3 separate regions of the Mus musculus genome follow, and all the other regions are linked to region 3. A link is a loop called in an ENCODE intact Hi-C map of the cell type or tissue named here. Cell type or tissue: gastrocnemius. All regions are shown on one strand.

Region 1 (8,000 bases), 180 kb after region 3:
CTGTCATGAAGGACATCAGAGAAGCCCCACCAGTCACTGAAGACAGTGGGAAGCAGCCAGAAGATTTCTGGCTGACAGACTGAGGGTCCCTGTGACAAGTGTTCCCTGTGACCTCATGTGCGAGAACATGAGGTATCAGTTCATCCATATAAATATGCACACACACACACACATATACATACACACACACATATACACACACATACACACACACATATATACACACATACACACATATACATACACACATACAAAACACACACACATGCACACACATATACACACACATACACACACATATACACACACATGCACACATATACACACACATGCACACATATACACACACACACATACACACAATACACACACACATACACACACATACACACATGCACACACACACATACACACACACACACACAAGAGATGGAAGCCCAACCTATATTTGATGACTGGCAAAGGCAAATTAATAGGTCTTGAGGGATGGCTCTATGGGTGAAAGAGTTTTTGCCACCGTGAGGACTGACTATGGAGCACCCCTGTAAAATCTGGGCGTGGCTACACGCATCTGGAATCCTACAGCTTTAGACGCAGACACAGGAGGATCACTAGACACCAGGGTCACTGAGTGACCTTGTCGCAATGGTGTATAGATGTGTAGTGGACGCCCGAGAGCCTCCTATGGCATCTCTATGCACGCCTTGAGCACACACACCTGAACACACATGGGGTAAATACATACACACATGTATTAAGCCACCTGCCCACATAAGAAACTATGGTATGAGGCACAACATGGAGGTCACATGTATGCAAAAAATAGAGAGAGAAAAGTAAAAAAAAAAAAAAAGACAGAGAGGAAAAACTAGTCAATATTTCAAAGGTATTATATGAAGTCATTTCCATAGTAGTGTGGATCTATAGGCGAGATCTAGCAGGACAAAACAGTCAGGAAGGCTGTAGTACGATATGACAAGAAGACTAGGGAGAATTATTCATCCTTTCCAAGAAGACTGGGAGCATCTCTTTATTGCTTAAACTGTGGGAAAGGACAGCGTGAGCCGGAGAGGGGATTGCTTCTGCGGGGTGCTGTTCTTGGAGGGAAGGAGCCTTGTGAGCATTCTCACAGGGCACATGACTGCCAGGCCCCTCCAGATCACCTCCTCCAAATACACATTGTTTTCTCAACCCTCCCTCTTATCTGCCTGCCCATGTTCTTTGTATCTTATAAATAGTATGTCTGTAATTACTGATATCTGTCTTCTGTTGGAAGGATTAGGGTGTGCTGGGGTAGCTGGCTACAATCCCTCTTAGCCAATGGGGCAGGCCTCACCAATCTCTATCCGAGGCTGGTGTCCTGATTCATCGGCCCTTGGCCTCTCTTTGAAATCCCTCTGGGAAGGTTTTGCCTGGTACCCTAATGCCAGTGGAATGCACTCACAGAGGACCTGTCAGGATCTCCGACAGATGAGGGATGGTTTAAACTCTTTTTGTGTGGATAAAAGTAGGCATTGCCTACTTTTCGGAGGAAGGCAATGGAAGTCTAATGGATCTGTGATCACAGAGTCTCCTAGTGTGCGTCCAATGGCCTACAGAAGAACAGGCCTGGAAGCCAGGAGACAAATGGTCTGCACAGAGGCTATGGTTAGGGCTTTCATTTGACCAGATAGCAGCAGCTACGATTTTCCACTGACAGAAGGCTGAGGTGAATGCTGCAGGCAAACAGGACCACCTGGTCCAATTCAAAGTGGTGGCAAGTCAAAACTAAAATTGACCTGGCCCAAGCAAAACAATTGCCCAGCCACAGGATGGTGTGTGTGAGTGACAGCAAACAGGTAAGGAGCTAGGGAGGAGAGACGTCCATATAACATTCAAATGAATGAGTGAGCCACCAGGGGCATCCACACAAACACAGCATTAAAAAGGAGCCCTGGAGCACACTGCCCTTTTAGGGGGACAAGTCACTGGAAGAGGTGATTTTCAGGGAGTCATTGTCAGGTCAGATAAAGAACATCTTAGCAGCCAGCCCTGTGTGAGGATCAAATGGACTCCTTTGGATGCGAGGGGTGTGGAGTGGTGGGTTCCCTGTCACATGGTGTAAATAAACAATCCTTGCATCAGGGGGCAATTCTTCAGCACCTGGCCTGTTGATGTCACCACTGTGACCAGCAGCAGCTCAAGGAAGACTGAGAGGCACCCACCAAACAAGCCTGACCCACAAGCTCAGTGTGAGGAACCTGGAAAGATACTTGGTGTCCCAGAATGTCCCTTCTGTGTCTGGATACCATATTCTAGGACATCTTGGCTGAAGGCACAGGTTCCTATAGAATCTTTTTTGGTGTTGAAACAAGTTACCCTACCTCAGTAGGTTCAAGCAAAACACAATTCGATCCTCCAAGTTTGATCTTTGCCACTGCTGAAGTTGGCCTGCTTGGAGAGCTGGCTTCTTTTGGGGGTTATGAGGAGACAAACTTCCTCATCATTTGGACATCTACTGTGTTCCTTGATTTGTGGTCCCTTCCTTCAGCATGAAATTCTTTGCTGTCACCAGCACACGCCCTTTTCTCCCCTCTGTGGTCATCCCTCTGCCTTGTCCCTTTGAGGACATGGTGTTATGATCAGAACATGAGATGCCCTCAGAGCCTCATGCTTGCTCCTTCATTTGTGGCTTTATTTAAAGGCCATGCTGGCAAAGCAGGCACCAGGATCTTGCTTTTGAAGGAGACACCTGTCCCTGGTTCTGCTGGACATCTTTGTGTTCTGCTCTCTGACATGCCCTCTCAAACCTGCTGAGATAGGGTAACTTGTTTCAACACCAAAGAAGGCTCCATAGGAATCTTCAGCTGGAATGTCCTAGAATATGGTATCCAGACACAGATGGGACATTCTGGGTCTTCAAGCATCTTTCCAGGTTTCTAACACCGAGGTCATGGATCAGGCTTGTATGGTGGGTGCCTCTCAGTTTTCCTTGAGCTGCTGGGAACAGAGGTGACATCAACAGGCCAGCCACTGCCTCCTGTTCCTGTCACCAAGGGTGGAACCTGCTCACCATGCCATCCTCACTTTGAAACTGTGAGCCAGAGATACCCCACCCCTAACCCCATGACCACCTTAGGTTGTTTCTGTCAGGGATCTCTGTCACAATGACACAGGAAAAGTAGCCGAGATGCTCACTGTGGCCACATTGATAACCCAGGCCTGTCTTTCCTTAAGACTCTTATTTTGGAATGGGGAAGATGGCTTAGTCAGTAAGGACCTTGCCTTACAAGCATGAGTTTGAGTCTAAGAAACAAGTGAAAAAAAGGCTCCTGTGGTATGCACTTGTGATTCAGTTGCTCAGGTGGAGTGGGGCAGGGGTCAGAGACAGGAGGATTCCTGAGGCTTGCTGGCCCCTAGCCTTGTCTAATCAGAACCATCAAAGAAAATCAGAGAAACAGTGTAGGAGGCTGGGCATGATGGTGCATACCTTTATTCCTAGAGCCTAGAGGCAGCAACTAGTGAGTCTCTAAGCTTAAGGCCAGTCTGGTGTATATAGGGCGTTCCAGGCCAGCCAGGGCTATGTGGTGAAAACAAAACCAAACACAAACAACAAAAATCAACCAAAAAATTTCACAAAAACCAACCAAACAAACAAAAAACAAAAACAAACCCATAAAACCTAAACAAATAATAAAGCAAAATACCAAAACAAGTAACTCAAAACAACAAAACAAAATAGACATGCTTGACGAACGACAACTGAGGCTGTCTCCTGGCTACACACACACATACACACATTCTCTCTCTCTCTCTCTCTCTCTCTCTCTCTCACACACACACACACACACACACACACACACACACACACACACACGTCAGGATAAGAGGCATTCCACACATGCTCTGGGGATCCGATGTGGACACCTTTTTCTTGTAGGAATGGGGCAGCATGCAGCTTAGCTCAGAGTACGAGAGAAGACTGAAGATGGTGGTTGGCAGCTCCTCTACACTGGTGGTAGAGAAGATGGACCTGTGAAGACAAATAAGGCAGAGTTTGGGGATGTATGCTGTCAGGGTAACCAGCAACCAAGGAGAAGAGAAGCCAGGGTAGATAAAGGTCAGGTGTGGCCTGTCTGTGTCTGAGACTGTGCCTGGCAGTCAGTATGGGTTCCATAAGCACTAGTTATGTGAAGAAGCAAATGCGTATGCATGGGGTGCAAGGTGGGGTGCTGCTGCTTCCTATAGGCTGTCCCGCAGCCTCCCAGCCTTGCTCTCTCAAGCCCCCTAGGAGAGCCAACCCAGGAGAGCTGCATCAGACAGCTCTGATTCATCTTAGGGTCACAGTGCCACCTTCAGGGAGTACGACATGCATAGGTTGCACTGACCTTGGGGGAGGCAAAGGTGCCCGGGCCTCAACACACAGAAGTAAGCCCGGACAGGTGCCAGGCTTTCGGTTCCGTTCCACTCTCATCTCTACAATCTGGGGGACAAAAGGACCCACAAGTCAACTCTGTATGGTTCAGGACCTGGCTTCCTTTTCTAGGCTTTCCAGCTCTCAAGGATGGGTCAAAAATGTCCCTGCTCTCCAGCTGCTGCCCAGTTCTCACAGCTGATTAGAGGGCAGATGGGAAACTCACATGCTGAGCTATTTTCTGAACTGTCTTCCCTGTCAGTCTGTCCAGGAGGCAGTCTAACTTTCCCCGACTATGTGTGTCCCAGGGTCGAGGGAACCCTTCATACTTAATTATATTCACTTGCAAAATAGATGTCTACTGAGGTATAAAGCACTCCTAGAGTTGATGCTGGGGCAAGCTGGACCAATGACGGCACTGTCTCCCTTCTGAAACTTCCAGGGCCTTAATCCTGTACACACTGGTGGATGGTGCTGGGCCCAGAGAGCTTTACATTCCTTGGCCTGGTTGGACACACGTCAGTCTCCCATTAAGAGCTTTGGTTGTGGCGTTCTTAGAAAGTTATTTGTTTTTCGGAGTTGGCGAGTTAGCACACAATGAACTGTCTCCTAAGAAGAGGAGACGGACCCCAGGCTGCAGGCTGCTTCAATCAATCATTCATTCATTCACTTATCCATCACCAGGGGGTGTCCGCTGTGAGCCAGACACTGTGGATTTAAAGATGAAAAGAGTTTGGCCCCTGTCAGCTCCCAAGGAAGGCTCAGGCTGACCACTGAGTGGGTGACAGGCGTACAAACAGCCTCCCGTGGCCCTTGGGAGACGTGGGCTGAATAAGACAGGGGGACAGGACAATCATAGACTAGGAGAGTCCAGGGTGCCTGGCCAAGGAGGAGAATTCTGTGCTGGTTGAATGAAGTGTTGGGCCTGGGGGAGGGGTTGGCGAGCTGAATACACCTCTGGCCTGAGAAGCTATCCAGATATCATGCAGGGCAGAGAAAGGAGGCAGGAACAATGGGGGAAGAGGATGAAGAGTCATTGCATCTTTTTTCTCTTGAAAGAAACAGGGTGGTGGTAAAAACATGTAAGTTAAATAACAGCTTGGTCATCTGGTGACAGGGACAGGTGCCTTTGGGAGATGAGAAACTGCAGACAAGGAGATAGGGGGAGGATGGTTCAATGGTTGGCCAAGATAACACGAGGCAGAGTTTGCCATGGCTCAGTAGAAGGGACAGAGAGAGCCTTATCCTGAGACCTGCTTGAGAGCCAGGGAAGGCAGAAAGCCATTAATGCCCAGGCAGTGGGGCTACCTCTTGACTTCTTTCAGAAAAGTGACAGCCACTGTCCCAGGAGCACTGGTGGAGGAATGGAGTCAGAGGGAAACTTGAGGGTGCAAATCTCACTTGCAGAGGATGGGCATTCTGGGGGGGGGGGCATGGCTGGGGGTGGGGTGGGGGACGCATGGAAAATCTGTGAGGGAAACCCAGACCTCAAGCCTATGTTCATCCTCCAGACTACACAACCCCATGGGGCCTCTGTATAGTCCCTGGTTGGAGCACAGATGAGACTAAGAGAGGCAGTAGGTGGCAGGCCACACCTGGAAGGGCGAGCTGCCAACAATAGACAGAGAGAGCTTGAAGGAGGATCAGCAGATCTGCAAGCTATGTCAGCTGCCCAGTGAGTACAGCGGTTGATGCCTGGTTTAAACCTGATGCTTTCTTAGCCACCGAGATGGTGAGAGTCAGCACTGACACTTGCTGGGTGGGAGCCAAGGGGTGTCTGGAGGAGGAAGCAAGTTGCACCTTAGGAGTGAAAGAAACAACATCCATCACTTAGGATGCCCTGGAGGTAGGCTCTGTGGCCAGCTAGCTCTGAGTTCTTCCATCTACACAGCAGGCAGGAAGACAGGAAGCTGATTGCACACTGCATGCTGGGACACTAACTTTATTCCTAGTGGTTTGGGAGGCTGCAAATATGGGGGATGATGATGTGCCTGGCTGGATGTACTGGGATCTTACACTGTAACAACAGATCCTATCAAGGTGTGAGAATACGTGGATTCCTTCCTTCTGGCTCTTCAGACCACCATGGAGCAAGGGCCTGCAGGCCCAGCCTGGATGAGAAGGTTGGGAACAGGCCAGGCGTGGTCAAACAGATAGGCAGTGGAATCAAGGGAATGAGACTGGATAAAACTAAATAGGACTGGATGGAACTGGATGGGACTGGATGGAGAGGTCTGTTGCCTAGGGTAACCTGAAGGAAATTGGCTCACTATAGACTCCCAAATGATATCCACCCAGTATGAATTAATGAGGACAAGGGCCTTGGATGGGAGCGTCCAAGAGAAGGTTTTGGTAATTTTGCTGGGATAGCATAGGCGGGTTTTGTGCCTGAGAGGCAGTTAAGTTTTAAACTATGAGCTCCTATCACATCCTAAGGACAGTCTGGCATGGGTACCTTCACAGTCGGTCACTGTAGATACTCAGAGGAGGCCACCAACTAGGTCCCAGTTGTCTGATCTTCTTATCTGTCTTCTAGGAACCACCCATCCCTGTAGCTTGGTGTTTATCTGCTAGGGGAGGGCTGCAGGCTTGAGGGTTTAGAAGTCCTGTGCAGAAAGTCTCGGGATGGTGGGGTTGTATGCAGGGAACAGGTGCCTGTTGGTGCCTCGTTTCTGAAGTCGAACCCTAACAGTGGACATCTCTGCAGGACACATGTCCATGGAATAGCATGTTCTTCCTCTCCATCCAGAAAGCATTCCATTTCCAGAATGCTTTGGCCAATCCTGGTATTGGGGTGAGGACAGAATGTAGGGTGTGGAGACCAACTTCAGTGCTGGGTATCCTGAGTGTGAGCTGCATTTCTTGTGGGTGTGACAGTTTAGTTTCAATGCACTGACGGAGTTTTCAGAATCCAGACTTGAGAAAGCCCCAGGCCTGGACTTCAGAGAGCTCTGAGGCCTACAGAGGGGGCCTCTGGCATGAGGCTTGTTAATCCACCAGAAGAGGGGGCCCATAGTGGAAGTGTTTGGGTAAGGACACAAGGTCAAAGACAAGCTTTCTAATTAACTTATGTGGGACTTATTAAGAACTAACTTATTAAAAAAAAACCTTTTTGTGGGGGAGTCCCACATGGGCAGTAGGTTGCAGAAATGATCATATTTTCATTTTTATGCTCAGAAAAGAGCAAGAGAGAGAGAGAGAGAGAGAGAGAGAGAGAGAGAGAGAGAGAGAGAGAGAGAGAGAGAGATCCTGAGTGGCGTACACACACTCCAGTAAGCTGGATAAAGTTTGATCAGCACAAAGGCCCCCTAGGGCATGATGGAACACTCTAGGCTGTGCCCTACCAAAGCTCTGTGGCTGGTGAACTGGGTCAGTGTGTCACAGAGAGAGGGCCCAGCCACAAGGGCCAGAGGGCAACATACTTCTCCATTAGCAAGAAACGAGGGGAGTCCAGGCTGCCTGGGCTCCTGGTTTACTTGTTGGCTGTTTCTTGGTTCTGTTGCCTACTAACTTGGTCCTGACAGCAGCTCCCTAGCCTTTCAAGTACAGGGAGCCCTATTATCAGGGGGCTGCGTTTCCCCAATGTTTGTTTCTCTCTTCAATATTT
Region 2 (8,000 bases), 530 kb after region 3:
CCGCCTTTGTCTGCCTTGTTTTTGCAAATCCAGAATTAGTCATCAGTTTTTCCATGGCCGAGCTCTGCCTGGTCAGAGACTTTGTGATGAGTGCCACCTTGTGGTGCCTTTTGTATTTCCCAGGAGCAGGAAGTAATGGTCTGAGGCTGCTAGTAAAACCCATTACCAGACTCCAGCTCTGCAGCCTCTCCTATCCTGGCCTCTCACATCTGCATGCTCATGATATAAACCCACCGTACTCTGCCATTCCCAGCTTAGGGGCCAGACCCATCCCAGAGCCACCCAATTCCCAAGCAAAGCTGTTATGAGTTTACAGACAGCATCTCAAACTGTACCCTGAAGTAAACCTCTTTTTTGTGATAATGTGCCCGCCTCCAGTATTTTGTTCTAGCATCAGAAAGCAAACAAAAGCAGAAGAGGAAAGCCCCGTGCCTCTTGATTAAAGTGCCTCCAGGAAATCCCACAAGACTATGCAAAAGGTAAGCAGGGCTGGTTGCCCTTCCTCATCATCTAAGTCACACAGTGAATCCCTATCCTCCAGGGCAACCCACAGAAAAGGATGCTTCAGACAATTTCATAGAATGCTCCGGGTATTTAATGGGAAAGCCCAAGGGAGCTCACAAGAAGGTTGAAGGTTTGAGGTTTGAGCTAGAGGCACCATCCAACCTCCTGCTTGCAGGTGGACACTAGTTTCATCTACCCCCTACTTATCTCTCCTGTCCTGTCAAGCTCCTATTGAGAACAACCCATTGTGATCTTCCTACTAAAAGCTCTAAGTCACAGGCTAGGGGCAGCATGTGCTGGAGCACAGGACAGAGGACACTTGGAGCACTAGTTGGCTTCCCCTGTCTGTATCTCTCTAAGTATCCTTTATTCCTCTGTCCATAAACTCACAGTAACAGCTTTGCTAAGGAATTAAACTGGGTCGCATGGTCCATGGAACTGCATGTTTTCCATAAGTCCTTCCATCCCTCCAACCTCCAGCGCTCTGGGAGCCCATTCTGGGAGTGTTTGTGGTTGCAGCAATGACAGGAGGGTGTTGTTGATTCTCACATTCCAGGATTTTACCTGGAAAGTGTCAAGGCAACTTTTAAAATGTTTTCAAATGAAAACCGGGGTGGAAGTTAAGGACAGAGAGAATCTGATTCGTCACATGGTTGTGGGGAACTTGGAGTGTATCTTGGAGCCCCTTCCCTGGCTCCTACACACAGGAAAAGCACCTTCCTACTTTCCTTTCTGGTTTGATCAAGGTATGGGCTCACATAGTCCTGCCTGGCCTTGAACTCACTAAGGAGCTGAGGACGAACTAGTGCCCAGGATCCTTCTGCCTTTCCTTTTCCTGTGTCACACACACCCAGCTTAAACAGACACCCTTTTGAAGAAATGTGGAGAAAATGTCATATTTCAGTTTTACCTTTTTACCTTTTTTTTTTCTTCCACAAATGGAGCAGAGTTTCTGCTCTTCTGTGCCTAGTGTGTGCTTTGAGGGTCTGTCTGTCCAGGCCTTTGTCTATGTTCCTAGTGGGTTTTAGGTCTTTTCACCTCCATTTTTCCTATCAAACTGTGTGTGTTCCCATTCTTTAATCTGTTTCCTGTTTTTCTTCTCTTTGGTTAAGAAGGACCCTGGTTCTCTTTGTCAAAGTGGCAGTGGCTGGGGAGGCAGCTTCGTAGTTAAGAGCACTGACTGCTCTTGTAGGGGTCCCAGGTCCGATTTGCAAATGCCACATGGTAGTTCACAATGATACATCTGTGACTCCCGGTTCAGAGGATCTGATGTCCTCTTCTGTCCTCTATGGCCACTGCATACATGTGGTGTACACACAGACATGCAGGCGAGACACTCACACACATAACAAATAAAATACGTTTCAACAGTCAGGGCTGTAGTAGCATGGGCTTACATCCGTGACCTCAGCTCTATCCCCATGATCTACATGTCTGTTTTTATTTTGTGTCAGCCAGCACCAAGGCGCTTTTATCACTATAGCTCTGTAGCATAGCTAAGCTCAGGAATAGCAATACCCTCCACAGCCTTCTTTGTGTTCAGGTTGCTTTGGTTGCCTTGATCTTTTGTGCTTCCTTATACAATTTTAGGTTTTTTCCCCCTATGTCTGTGAAGAAAGGAGCTGGAAACTCGATTGGGATTGCACTGGATCCGTAGGCTGCATTTGGCAGGATGGTCCCTGCCAGCAAGATCCGTTCCTTCCATTCAAGTGCATGCCAGGCCTTCCCATGTGGCTCCCTCAACTTCTCTCTCCAGTTCAGTGTAGACTCCTTTCATTCCCCTGGCTAGCTGTGTGCCCAGACACTTTATCCTATTTTAATTTGTGAATGGGATTATTTCAGTGTGTTTATCACTGGTCCATGGGACACCTAGTGATTTGTGTGTGTGTGTGTGTGTGTGTGTGTGTGTGTGTGTGTGTGTGTGTGTGTGTATTTTTGTAACTTGCCACTTTGCTGGGAAGTACTTATCAGCTCTGTGCATTTCTGGGTGGAGTCTTTTGTGCTTAGACTCTTGCCTGCTCACTTTGCTCTGCAGAGCGCTCTCTGCTGGACAGTTTTGTGAAGTGTTAACACAGGGTGGGGGGAGCTTGGCTTGGGAATCATCCTGACAGTTTTACTGCACTAGGCCTTTCTGGACTTTCCCTAGCTGTTTCCCTGGGACCCCTTTCTGGACAAGGGTTGGTAGCCCATGTGAAGGAAATTTTATGCAGAGCCCAGTTGCCGAGTCCACAGTGTGACCAGGCCTGTGTGGTTATACCAGAGCTCTACCCTAGTTCCCACCTTCTAGAGAAGGACTCCTGGCTGGCTCGGCTGCCTCCTTCTGAAGCCCAGTAGATGATTCAGATCCCTATGTTTTTATTTTTGTCCTCCCTCATTTCTTACAAACACACACGTGCGCGCTCACACTCACACACACACGGCATGCACGCACACACACACAGGACAGTTAGTGTCACCCACTCCACATTTAGGAATTATTGAAACACGAATGAAATCAGCTCTGTCTCTGACACACATCGCAACCATGTTTCACCAACTTATCTTGAAACCGGCCACAGTTCAGATGGTGCACAGTTCTGGCTTTGTGAGTCTAACCTTATCAGCCTTTCCTTTCCTGATGTCTGGATTTGGGCTCACAATGGAATGTGGCTCTTGTAGAAGTGCTGGGTGCAGTTTTCCCCTAGTATCTGCACACCTCCAGTTCTCCCACTGGCTGGGGTGTTGCTGCGTGTGCTGTGAGCCGTTTAACAGCCCAGTGCTGTTTCTTGGAGGTCACTGCTTCATCATTTGAAATGTCACTTCCACTACATTCTGACTCTCCATAGGGACCCGGGTCCATTCTGGACTCTTTAATCTGTTCAGTGATCTCTCTAGTCAGGTAAATATATATGTTTGCAGCTAGGCATCATGGCCCATGCCTGCAGTCCTAGCACTCCGGAAGCAGAAGGGTTGCTATGTGTTCAAGGCCAGCCTGGACTATATAGTAAGTTCTAGGCCAGCCTGGGCTACCATGTAAAATGACTGCCCCCAACCCCCATCCTCAATCTCAAAACAAAAACAAAAAACACAACAAAAATGAAAACAAAAACACAAACAAAACAAAAATAAAAGAAACAAAAAAGAAAGAAAAACGAATTCTCCAAGCATCCATTATGAAATAGTAAGACTCAGAGAGGCTTCACAGAGCAGTTCACTATGCCTCACCTCTATCTCACCCAGCTGGAGACACTGAGTTCTCCTACTTGCTGGAACTCATTCATGTGACAGTTCCACCGACAGCAACACTGCTGACTTGGACTAACGGATGCAGAGACAGCACAAGATGTTGAGAGCCTTAGACTCACAAGATCATGCTGGCAATAAACAGCCTGAAGGCACTTTGGGTGACTTGGGTCCTGGTAGTTCTACCTTTGTGAATACAAGAAGGACCAGAATCTTAGAGGTCAGAGTCAGGATGAATAGAACTCTATGCCCAGGCTTCATTCTTCTGGACACTCCTGACTTTGTCCCCACTACAAATCAGAGAGGCAGTGAGCCAGGAACTGCTGCGCTTGCCACCTCCCTTTTGTGGAGAGGAGACCTTGTCTGTCTTGCTGGGGTGAAAGATGGCCAGCCTGGAAAGAGCCCAGTATCCCCATTTACTCCCAGATGGGATCATCAGCCTTAAACTGTAAGCTCCTTGCGACAGAAACTGGCCTCTGATCACTAGGAAGTGGCCTCCCCAACTCCGAGACCGAGGCACCCTCAAGGTGAGGTTTCCTAAGCTCCGTCCCCTTCCCTCTTGCCTGGGAATTCCATTTGCTCCCTGGTGCCCACACTTAGCCTTCCACCCAGTGTGCACTGCATTTGAGCCATCAGAATTGGGGTGGACAGAGAGGGAACCTGAAACAGACAAAAGTCCGTGTCTGTCGAAAGCGGTGTTCCAATTTTCTATTTGAAAAGTAACTGCGAGGAATGGACTATCCTGAGCTGAGAAAAAACAAAAACCAAAACAAGTCAAACCCAACCAAAACAAACAAAACCTAGAGACTAGGAAACAGTCCTACACTAAGTTAAAGTCGGCAGTGGTAGCAGAGCGCCCTCTGCTGGGCAGCCTGGGATCAACCTGAGGTACCCAAGCTTGGTTTCTGCTTGGCTGTTCCCCTCTCTCTGCTTTAGAGGAGATAAACCTGCAAATGACTCCTGGAGAATTGTGTTCTTTCCAAAATAGTTAATATGATATATGACCTACGTCTCATTATCAGAGGTTTAAAAGATTTGGCTTAAGTCCTGTGTGAATAAGGATGTGGACTTGTGACCTCAAAGCCCTCAAGGCAGCCATCCAGGGCGTGTTAGCTGTTAGTTCTAGAGGTGAGATGAGTAAGGGACTTTCCTCCACTCAAGTGGTCACACCAGGATTCCCAGGTCTGAGCTCTCAAGTGTACTGGTGTCAAGTGCCTGGGAAAAAAGTTCTCCTGACCATGTAGTAAACTTAAGTTTTATTTCTAGAAATCTGACTTTTGAGTTTTGTAATGGCTTCTGTACTGTAGCTTCTTATTCCAGTTTGTTTCTAGAAAAGTTTAGCTTATCCCTTTGGGAGAGTTTATTGATTGCATACTATTTGTAAGAAGCTGGGCTGGACGCTGAGGAAGCAGAGAGTTGACAGGAGGCTCCCACTCCACAGACGGTGACTGGTGGCTGTAATGGAAGGCTTCAGCGAGACACTCAGAGCCAACTCATTTCTATCTGCTGCCACAGATCTAGCTTGAGAATCTGTGTGACACAGTAAGGCTCGGGCATGAAGTGTGCTGGAAGGGGACTGGGGTGGAGCAAGAAGAAAGCAGGAGAGAAACGGGCACAGAAGAGGACTTTCACAGGGCACAAACAAACTCGACTCACCTCCGGAAATTCTTTCAGAAGACTGAGACCCTGACCCAGTACTCAGAGTGTGACAACTCAAGAAATCTGTGGACAAAAGTCTGGTGACAACTTTCACTCTGGCATAGAGATGGCGGCAGGTTATACTGCAATACCAACCCTATTCTTTGATAGGAGTTAGCACACATTCTCTGAGAAAATGTGTGCTAACAGGAGAAAAGCTCTGAATTGATTCCCTAGCTACTCAGAAAAGGAGGATAGGATTCATTAGTGATGTCAGCTGTGGCTGGTGTCTGAGGAAGGGGCAGGGTCCAGTCTGAACTTGCCTTCATTGGTCCCAAGACAACTGCATGTGTGCCACCTCCCTCCCCTTCTAAAAACTAGGACTCGAGGAAATGCAGAGGGAGAAGATTCCACAGCAATAGCTATGCTGCCAGAGCCCTCGGCTATAAGAATGGATAGGCATCCTGGGTGCTTCTGTAGGCTTGGATGAATGAAGACAGGCATCTGCATAAAACCATGGAGAAGCCAGGCAAGACAGAGAATATGCCCCACAGGCAGACATGGGCATCCTGGAGGTTGGCACATGTAAAGTAGGGAGCAAGGACTACTGGAGCCAACAGGGAGACTGGACCCTGCCCCTTCCTCAGACACCAGCCACAGCTGACATCACTAATGAATCCCATCCTCCTTTCCTGAGTAGCTAGGGAATCAATTCAGAGCTTTCCTCCACAGAGAATGTGTGCTAACTCCTATCAAAGAATAGGGTTGGTATTACATCAGCCCAGGCTCCCTGTCCAGCCCCCAGAAGACACCAGTGACAACAACAGCTCTAGCCAGGCACGACTCCAGGGTAGAAGAACACAGCATGTCAAATCCTCTTCACTGGGACCTAGAGAGTGGACTCTGCACATCCTTTTGTGAAGTGTCCTCTAAATCAGAATTTCGATGGTGCTAAAAACCTTATTACATCCTGCTGGTGCAAGCCAAAGGCTAACAGGCATGCATCTAGAGAGGGCAGGAAGAGAAAAGGCAAGGCTCTATTGTCAAGGACCAAATAAGAGGACATCTGGCCAGCAAGTCAGCAAGATTTACCAAGTACATGTTTGTTAAGAGCTCACAGCAAACAAGTTTACAGAATTAAAATCAACTAGAAACAGAAATTGCAATGAATCAACCATCTTCCCAGATTCTGTTAGCAAACAGCCAGGAAGTCTTTAGCCTTGTCCTTGGATAGATTCCCGTACTATCATTGGGATTGGCACCTTTAAACAGACTGGGTATTCTTCTTTTCTCAACTAGATGCCCGTGATGGCTTGAATAGGTATTCACTTATGAGTTTGAATGCTTGGCCCACAGGGAGTGGCACCTACTAGGAGACATGGCCTTGTTGGAGGAAGAGTGTCACTGTTGGTGCCACAAGCTGGACTCAGTTGGTCCCTCAACCCAGGGGAGAAATCAGGGTCCCAGTACTCAGATGGGCAAGGAGTCAGCGAGTGACAAACAGACACAAACACAAGAGAGTGTTGGATCTGAATGTAATTTCTCAAAGCAAGCATCAGACTTACAGAAGAAAACAAGGAAATTAGGTGATACATCAGCCAAGGTACAAGGTACAAGGTCTGATGCATAATGACACAAAACAGAGAAGTGCATGTATAAAGACTGGCAGGAACCAGGCAGTGGTTACAGCTGAGATAAAAGTGGTTCTATCTAAAGTCAGCTATTCTAGGAGCCAGGTGAGGATTTTTCATGCTAGTCACAATTCTAGTTTATTGTATAACCCACCACCAGGGGTCCCTTGGTAAGCGCCTAACTATGCTATTCCTCTGAGCCTTGTGAAAACTTGTACCAGGGGGTTCCGCTCTTGCTAATCTTTTCATGAATAATGCAATACTGTAGTTCCTCCTTAAACCACAATCCACCTCCTTCCTAGACCATTGTAAATTCCTGCATATGTGAGTGACTCGGCTATCATTTTAAGTATCCATAGGGAACCTCCATTTATCAGAGGAACTCACCAATTTTCTTCTAATATGTAATGTAGTCTGCCATATCTGACTGTAATGAGAATTCTAAGTTTACTTTGTAGAACTTGCCCTGAGATTTCTACTCTTATCCAGTAAGCTGCAATGCCTGATTTCTTTTTCTATCTCTCTTTCAACACTGTAGGCATTTTGTCTGAATAAGTCAAATCATTCCTTGGGGGCATCTATAATAAAACAATACTGAAGGAAAGCACACAAGACCCTCCACAGACTATCACAGGGACAAATCTAAAACACATCTGTTACGGGATTCCAAGGCCTCCAGGAGACCAGTTTCCATGAAACTTTTTGCCTCAGGACTGTGGCCAAGCTTTTGAACTTGTCACACAGACTCCACTGGAGTGGGTGTGGCATGTTGGGGTACTCAAGCTATGCCAAATGTGTTCTGCTGCCTTTGGATCAAGATATAGAATTCTCCCCAGCTTCTCTTCTCTAGCATCATGTCTGCCTGCATGCCACCATGTTTCCCGCCATGACAATAATGGACTATACCTCTGAACTGTAAGCCAGCCCCAATTACATGCTTCCTTTCATAAGAGTTGCCGTGGTCATGGCATCTCTTCACGGCAATAAGACCTAAACTAAGACAAT
Region 3 (8,000 bases):
AAGGTTTTTTAGGGTGGTCGCAAAGGGGCCAGAGGCTGGAGCCATGTGATGGAATTTGTTTATATGTTAGAAGCCATGGATACCCTGAGAAGACTTCAAGATTCTATCTGTGTTAAGGTCAGTGTGTGAGGACTGCCGTAGTTGGCACTAAGCTCAGACTTGGGCCACCTTGGCTCTGGGGGCAGTGGGAATGGCTGAAGGACACTGGGAAGGACAAGGTGGGAGGGGAATAGAGGCTTCTAAAGAGAGCAGGCAAGACAGAAGCGGTGCATGCCTGGGAAGGCTGGAATGGACTCAGGGGCATAGAGTTGGCCATACATACAAGAAGTAGATATGGAATGACCAAGAGGACAGTAAGCTTAGAGGGGACCCGATGAAGGAGGAAATGATGAGGTCAGCATGGGCCACTGTGAGCTTGAGGGTACCCGACATCAGAAAAGACCAATGGTCCAGGAGGGAGATTATCCAAGAATGGTGTGGAAGGATCTGCAAGAGGAGAGAAGGGTTGGATAGACTATGGCTGGGACAGAGCTCAAGGACCATTCCAGGAAACCAATGATGAAGGAAAATGGGGTCTGGGAGGGCAAGCCATCCTGGATGCAGGTGCAAGATGGAACACTTGGCTGTTGGCTACGATGGCCAGGAAGCTGAGCAGCTAGGATGTCACTGGTGGCCTTGGCAGGAGTGCAGGGGACAAGACAGGCTGCTGAAGCATGCTGGGACAGAGTCTAGAAGACAAAGAGGATCTTTCAGGCAGATGTGCAAATAGTGAATTGGGGAGGAGAGTACAGACACATCTAGGCAGCTTAGCTTGTGAGAAGAACTCAGAGATGGCGTGGGATGAGGAGAGAAAGCTAGGAAAGGCAACCTTGGAGGGAGACATAGAGAACCACCACTGTGGGACAGGGGGTGACATGGTGAGGGATGAGGACTTAGACAGACTCCCTGGTAGGCGACAGGCAGAGAGAGAGGCTATGACTAGGTAATAAAGTGGCAAACTTCCAAGATGGCTGACTTTTTCCTCACCCTCCTGACTTGAGGCAGAAGCCTGTTGGTCTAAAACAAAGGCCTTGTAGGCTTTTGTCTTGAAAGGAAATAAAACTGTAATTCATGTAATGTATGTCAAATAGCCCAAAGAGTTGTTTGTGAGCTTTGAAACCTGGGGCTGAGAGCATAGCAGAACAGACCAGGACATGCCCGGGCAGGCCCATCGCCTCCCTAGCTCCCACCCCTCTGACCTAAGTTAAATGTTACAGGCTGCTGATGCTTAAATGGACCAATCATGTGAAACTGCGCCAATTCCTTCCCCAGCCCCACTCCTTTTCTATAAAAACCCCTAGCTTCCAAGCCTCGTGGTCGAATCCACTGTCTCCTGTGTGAGAAACATTTCGACCCGGAGCTCCGCCATTAAAATACCTCTTGTTGTTACATCAAGGTGTTGTGTTCTATTCGTGATTCTTGGGTGCACGCCGAATCGGGAGCTGAGTGGGGGTTTCCCCACTGAGTTCTTTCAGTCTCCCACCAGCAGCCCCCCTTCCTGATGGTCTGGCTCAACAAATTCAAGGCAGGATCAGGACACATCACACAATAGTTCCAGCCAAGCAACCACCATATCTGCCTTCAAACTGACCAACCTCCAAGTGGGGGAGGAAAACTCTGAGGCTCTAGACGCTCCAGGCCTTGAGAGGAGACTGGAGTTTTTCCTTCCCTTCTGAGCCCGACCCTCTGCTTCACAGAGTGCATTTTCCTCTGTGTGCCTGCTGCCTGCGTGTGGTTCCTCACCCACCCTGACTGTGGAGCTTCAGTTTTCTCTGCTGCTGCCTGTTGCTCTTCAGATTTTTTCCTGCCTTTTATTTCCTTGACTGGCAGAGAAAACAAACCCAGTCAGGACCCCTAGACTGTGACATTAGTGGGGCTCCTCTTGGATTTCTCTTAAGACTGTATCAACTGGACACAGTAGAGCAGCTGGGCAGACATGCTTGCTAAGGAGAAGGTCTCTGACTGCAGCACTCACCAGTGCAGTCTAAGAGCACAGAGCCCCTGACTGTCCATCTCACATCTGTCTTCAGGCAGTCCCTGTCATTACAAACGCCTTCACATCAGACACAGAGATGGGAAGGTTCCGGGGCTCTGTGAGCATTGCTATGTGGACTGTCTTGAAGGCTGCCCACCTCCCAAGCCCCAGATAGAAGACGTACTTCTCTAGCATCATGATAGCATGAGGGACCATATCATTCATTGGCTCTAACCTTATTTTGAACCCATTTTGAATGAAGTTTCTGACCTTCCCTAGGTCTACGAGTGCTTAGATGAGCATTTGGGGAACATGATTGATATCCCCTTAGATAACTTCTGGAGGGACAGGGCTTTGTAGAAGCCATACCATGGGTTGTGTGGCTTTAAGGTTGCAGCCTCCTGGAGGCCACATCTGTTAACATCCCCCCACCCCTGGTGAATAGGTAGGGACCATCACAAGGGGACTAAAGCATGCACACCCTGGGTCATTAATTTGTCACCTGTTAAAAGCGTAACACACATTTTCTTTTTTTCTTATACTCTTTCAAAGCTTTGTCACAAAACAGCAGCTTAGGCTACAAGGCCACAATGGTCACTCTGTGATAAGTTTGCTATCAGCATTGCTGTAGATAATACTTCTGGCTTGGGGATTACGATAAATAATGGTCAACTAGGTCACCTTGCAACATTTGAAAGCTGCTGTGGTGGATGAATAAGAATGGCCCCTTGAGTCCTTAGTCATTAGGGAGTGGCACTATTTGAGAAGGATTAGAAGGGCTAGGAGGCGTGGCCTTGTGGGAGAGTGTGTGTCACTGGGGCTGGGCTTTGAGGTTTCAAAAGGCCATGCCAGGCCCAGTTCTACAAAGTTCTTTTCAACTTTCTCTTGTGGCACTTGTTGGCATTCAATCTCATGCTAGTGTTTAGTCTTGGATGGAGTTTATTACCCACTTTGGGCTGTGTTGCCAAGTAACCTGACTCTGGGAAGAAGCAGGTCCAGCTGCTACTGGCTTCACGGTGTTCATGGTCACTGCGTGGATCCCATCAGTTTAAAAATGCGGGTTGTTTACAAGATCCTGCAGATGTCAGATGGAGGCTGAAAAGGCACAAAATACTAGACTGTATTTTTATATCCTATATGTGCCCTTCACTGTTTAACTGGGGTCAGAGCTGCAAACAGGCCATTTGATCATTTAAAAAGCATTTTGCCGAATGAGTGTGTGTGGCTCCAGCTTGGTAAGCCGAGGCAATAGCTTAGAAAGCAGATGTTGGGGTTTACTGCTATTTTCCTAAAGTTCTCCATATCCAGGGAAGAACCCTAAAACATCCAGGGCTCATGTCTGTAACTTACATGATGTAAGCATGTTCTGACGGCAAAGCCAGTATGTTCTGAGATCTGATGCCTGGAGAATAATCCAGGGTGAATGTGGCCAGTTGCCTGCTGGAACGGGCATGTTCCTTCCAACACAATCTTGCATTATTCTACCAACTTAATCACTGATCAGTAAGCCATTATAGGGCCAGGACATTTGTGCAAGGTGACTCTGACCTCAGTGGCCCAGGAGTTCCGTGATGAAGTTGAATGTCTGCTAACCCACCAAGTGCAAGGCCAAGCTGTTTCCATTCTGAGAGAAAAGCTTTTAAAGCCATCACGCTTCATACCAAACTGTGGCCAGGTACAACAAACGGAGCAATCAGGTGACTCAGCTCAGCATGGTTCCTTTGGCTTGAGTTGAGGATGTCCAAATGGCTGGAACAGCAGGGTCTCACCTATGCTATTTGCATGTCTTAAGAACCCAACATTCACTGTTACTGGAGGCTCTACCTGTCCCTCAACCTTCTAGAATCTTTGCCTGTCTATCTGTCTCTCCCTTGGTGGCTGTTTAACAACAGTAAGTACTTGGGTCTGCTAGTCCATACTCCTTTTGCGTATGTAAGAATTAACAAGAGAGAGAGAGAGAGAGAGAGAGAGAGAGAGAGAGAGAGAGAGAGAGAGAGAGAGAGAGAGAGAGAGAGAAAGAGAGAGAAGAGAAGAGAGAGAGGAGAGAGAGAGGTTTGACAATTTGCTATGAAAAATGGTCTCTTTTGCTCTTTTAATTTTCACTTAGCTATGGAGAAGCTTCATTTAAATTATGCAGATAGTTTGAGGTCATGGCCAATTAAATGTAACTGAACCTCTAAAGTCTAAAGTCGTGTGGGATAGTTCACTCTGTGGCCAGCAGAGGGCTCTTCGGTCCTATCAAATATCAAATGTCTCTGTCAATTACTGACCAAGCCTGATCTTCGTCAAAACAAGGAGGCCTCTATTACTGAGTCCTGTGAGTCCTCTGAGCACACTGCGCAATGGTCACCGCAGGCATCAGACCTCAGAACATACTGGCTTGCCGTCAGAACACGCTTACATCATGTAAGTTACAGACATGAGCCCTGGATGTTTTAGGGTTCTTCCCTGGATATGGAGAACTTTAGGAAAATAGCAGTAAACCCCAACATCTGCTTTCTAAGCTATTGCCTCGGTTTACCAAGCTGGAACCACACACACTCATTCCTTCACGTGTTTGCTCTTTATTCCATGAATACGGGCAGATATCTGCTTTTGGCAGGAAGGAGGGACCTTTGACAGTGGGACCCCTCCCTGCCAGCAGGTATGTAGTATCCTTGGTCTGTATGTGAGGTGTTGTCATATTGGAGAGGAATGGAAGGGTTCAGGCTACTGGGGGGAGTTCACATTCTAAATTTACCCTACTAAATAGGGGTCCATTTGAGCAGTATGTGAGGGTGTTCTCTTCTGTACACATTTCTATTGTTAATTGCTATCTTTTTGTGCTACATTGTATACAGTCAAGGAAGTGATTTCAGGTTCTAGCAAGAGACTACCTTTGTTTTGAAACTAATAACCAACAAAAGAGTAGAAGTATCCTAAAACTGGAAGCCTGACTGATGAAATAGAGGTAAACAGGCAGGGCAGAGGAGGAAGAGAAGGAGCAGGGATGCGGGGACTCATGGCACAGCTGCTCACTCTGGTGGGCACCGTGTTGTGGGCAGGCAGTGCTAATAGGAACTGGACAGAATGGTGCTGTTACATAAAGGGAAAGGGTTCAGATGCAGGGGCATTGTGTCACATGTGGTGACTTTGTGCTGAAAGTCCTGCTCCTCCCAGTCCACACTCTTCTACGTAAGGGCTGAAGGGCTCGCTCCAGGCTTCAGCAATGCTGGGGCAACTTGGGAAGAACAGGATATATATGGGACGAAGACTCAGGCACAAGTGACTCCCCGGGGCAGGGTTAACCAAATCAATACTTCATCTTCCCTCTGAATGTGTCCAGGGTGGAGAAGCATCCTTCCATCCAAGCCTGGCCACAGGTCACCTCCTCCCCTCCACACACACCCTCATTTACAACACCAGCAGCTCTGATTCTGTACTTGGGGACTTAATGTCCACAGTGTGTTCCCCTCACACCCTGCTGGCAATGCCTGTGCCCACAGTCTGACGCTCTCTTCTCTTTTGGAACTCTTTGGAGGGCTGTTATAACTGGTGCCACCATGGAGAAATGGGTCCCCCTTTTCCACCCTCTTCAACCCCCTTCTCCCCAGAGCCAGACACAGCTATACCTACCACATGGCTTTGTGGCCAAGGGACCTTATCATCCTTCTGTGGTCTTTTCCTTTTTCCAAGCTACTATGGCCTCAGTTTGGGGTGGACTTTCCCTCATGGTTCTGTCTGGGCTCCTTTTCTGATGTTCTCCCCTTTGACTCTGTCCCCTCCAGGACTAAGTTCTGAAGGCTCAGATAGTAGAAGACAAGCATGACCTTGTAATGTTGATGGCACGGCATTGTGGGTTCTGGACCATGGCACATGCGCACTGTGGGATGCTGGTGGTGGAGGCGGTATGTGGTGGAGATGAGTCCAGTACACTCTCCACACACCCTGCTTAAACCTGCCATTGACTTAAGACTGCTAGAAGCCAAGCTACATGCACAGGAAAAGGTTTGGGGATCCACCTGTACCCTACCCCTCAATCTGAAACTGCCTTCAACACACTGGAAGGTGACCCTGGCCTTCAGACAGACTCTCTGTCAGGACTTATGCTCAGAGTCCAGGCCCCTTGATTTTCATGCCCGATGCTGTACCATCTGTACATGATGCCCTGTTTCTGGTCCCCCTTTCCCTCTTCCCAATTCTCCTTATTCCTCAACCCCACACTGTGTATGCCTGTGTGGGTGTGCGTGCTCATGTGTGCATGCACACATGTATGTACATGTGCACGTGGTGCCAGAGATCAACCTTAGATATCATTCCCTGAATCCATCCTCTTTGTCTTTATGAGTCGTGACTTTTCCCTGGGCTCTGGGGCTTGCTGATGAGGCTAGGCTGGGCAGACCAGCGGGCAACAGGGATCCTTCTGACCACACCTTCCCGGTGCTGGGATGACCACAGCTGGCTCTCTGTGTGGATACAGGGGATGGATCTGAAGCTCCCATAATGCTTAGCAAGCACTTTACTGACAGAGCCATCTTTGCAGTTGCCCCCTTCCTTTCTTTATTTAGTCAGCTCATTTGAGATCATGTGTGGCCCACGTCACATATATGTCACATTCTTCACAGATCTAGGTTAGTCACACCACCGCACATATCAGCAGTATCTTGAAGTTATTTGTCAGAGTCCTCATCCCCAGGAGCTATGGAGCAGAGCTGTCTGGCTCCCCTTGGGACTGTAGCACGAGCTCTGGAGAGGAGCATATATGGGCAGAGTCCTCTCCTGGAGAAGAGACTGGGCCTAAGAGCTTTGGGCATCCTGTGCTCACTGGCTGCAGGCTAGCATGTCTGCATGACCTAGATGTGACCTCCTGGCTGAGCAGCCATCTTAGCCCTCTTCCCCTAGGACCTCACTCTTGTGCTGGCCCTCAGCTGCGTCACTGTGCAGGAGGAGGAAGAAAAGAGCTACGGGCCATCAGGGAAGAGCCAGCATCTCCCGGAGTCTAGGTGCAGGCTGGCGGGTTCTGTTGTTTATTCACCTCCAGCAAATCCTACAGAAGTCTGCCTTGCTGAGCCATGGCCTGGGTCCTAGGTTCTATAGTTAGCTACATCCTCAGGCTTCCTGCCCTTGACTTGCCTAAGCAGGCTCCTAATCCTGCCTTCCTCTGGTTAATTAAATGCAGATAGCTGCTCTGTCAGTCATGCTGGGGTAGGGAGTGGGGGAATGGGGAGGCAGTGGCCTCTCGGAGCATCTTTAATTGAATGACTCCCACTCCTGAGACTTCTGGGTCTTTCATTAATCAGCTACATACACAACAAAGGTGAAACCTAATGAGGTATGTGTCAGGCACCCAACACCAAGAGGTCTAGGCAGATGATGTGCTGTTCTACATTTTAATGGCCTGACATCTAGCATCTCCTGTCCACATGGTGTCCGGTTGTGATAATTCTGGTAAGTGCAGCAATCGCTTATCTATGATCAAGATGAGGGCTCTCACTTTCTAACAAGCTGAACAAAACGACCAGGTCACTGGCTGTGCCAAGAGTCACACCAGGAGCCGTGTAAGGAATGAAGAGACCCAGGCACACTCTGTGTGTTCATAACTCAGGCTATGAAACATGGAGGATGGTGCCAGACTTTGGGCATCTCAGGGCAGCACTATGACCCAGTTGTTCCCTCACTTCATGCCTGTGTCCATAGGCTGTTGTGAGATGTGAATAGGTTGGTTTCATTTCTGTTGTTGTGATAAAATATCTGGACTAAAAGCAACAGTAAAGTGGGGTGTTGGGGCTCATTGTCTTGTTTTTCAAAGACAGAGTTTCTCTGTGTAGCCCTGGCTGTCCTGGAACTCATTCTGTAGACCAGGCTGGCTTCAAATTCACGAAGATCTGCCTGTCTGTGCCTCCCAGGGATTAAAGGTATGTGTTACCACTGCAAGGTGGGGTGTTGGGGTTTAACCCAGTGGTACAGTGCTTACATAGCAAGCAAAAGGCTCTGGGTTTGGACCGCA

What was found. Hi-C counts contacts between places; a loop is a spot of excess contacts. Peaks named below come from ENCODE experiments on the same cell type or tissue, not always from the same donor. Only the 100,000 strongest peaks of a DNase experiment are listed, where the experiment ranks them.
Region 1: a loop joins it to region 3, with 2.7 times the contacts of the local background. A loop is called at or near these places in 12 of 42 quality-filtered maps.
Region 2: it touches region 3 in a loop (7-fold over the local background); 41 of 42 quality-filtered maps call a loop at or near these places.

What each region holds. Positions count from the first base shown.
Region 1 is chr1:90,241,403-90,249,402 of GRCm38, forward strand. It overlaps Gm34930 (a long non-coding RNA gene), which reads left to right and starts at 5,863. Exons shown (of 6, transcript XR_878384.1): 1 at 5,863-6,125. In gastrocnemius, a CTCF peak has its summit at 4,339 (motif pointing left); no DNase peak of the experiment used is centred here.
Region 2 is chr1:90,588,456-90,596,455 of GRCm38, forward strand. No RefSeq gene overlaps it. Among named protein-coding and RNA genes, the nearest start is that of Gm35192, 9.6 kb to the left of the region's middle. In gastrocnemius, CTCF peaks have their summits at 105 (motif pointing left), 2,560 (motif pointing left) and 4,600 (motif pointing left); DNase peaks (open chromatin) are centred at 101, 2,557, 4,082 and 4,582; H3K4me3 peaks cover 285 bases; H3K27ac peaks cover 1,466 bases.
Region 3 is chr1:90,056,522-90,064,521 of GRCm38, forward strand. All of the region lies in intron 15 of Iqca (IQ motif containing with AAA domain), which reads right to left. Among named protein-coding and RNA genes, the nearest start is that of Asb18, 46 kb to the left of the region's middle. In gastrocnemius, a CTCF peak has its summit at 4,230 (motif pointing right); a DNase peak (open chromatin) is centred at 4,252.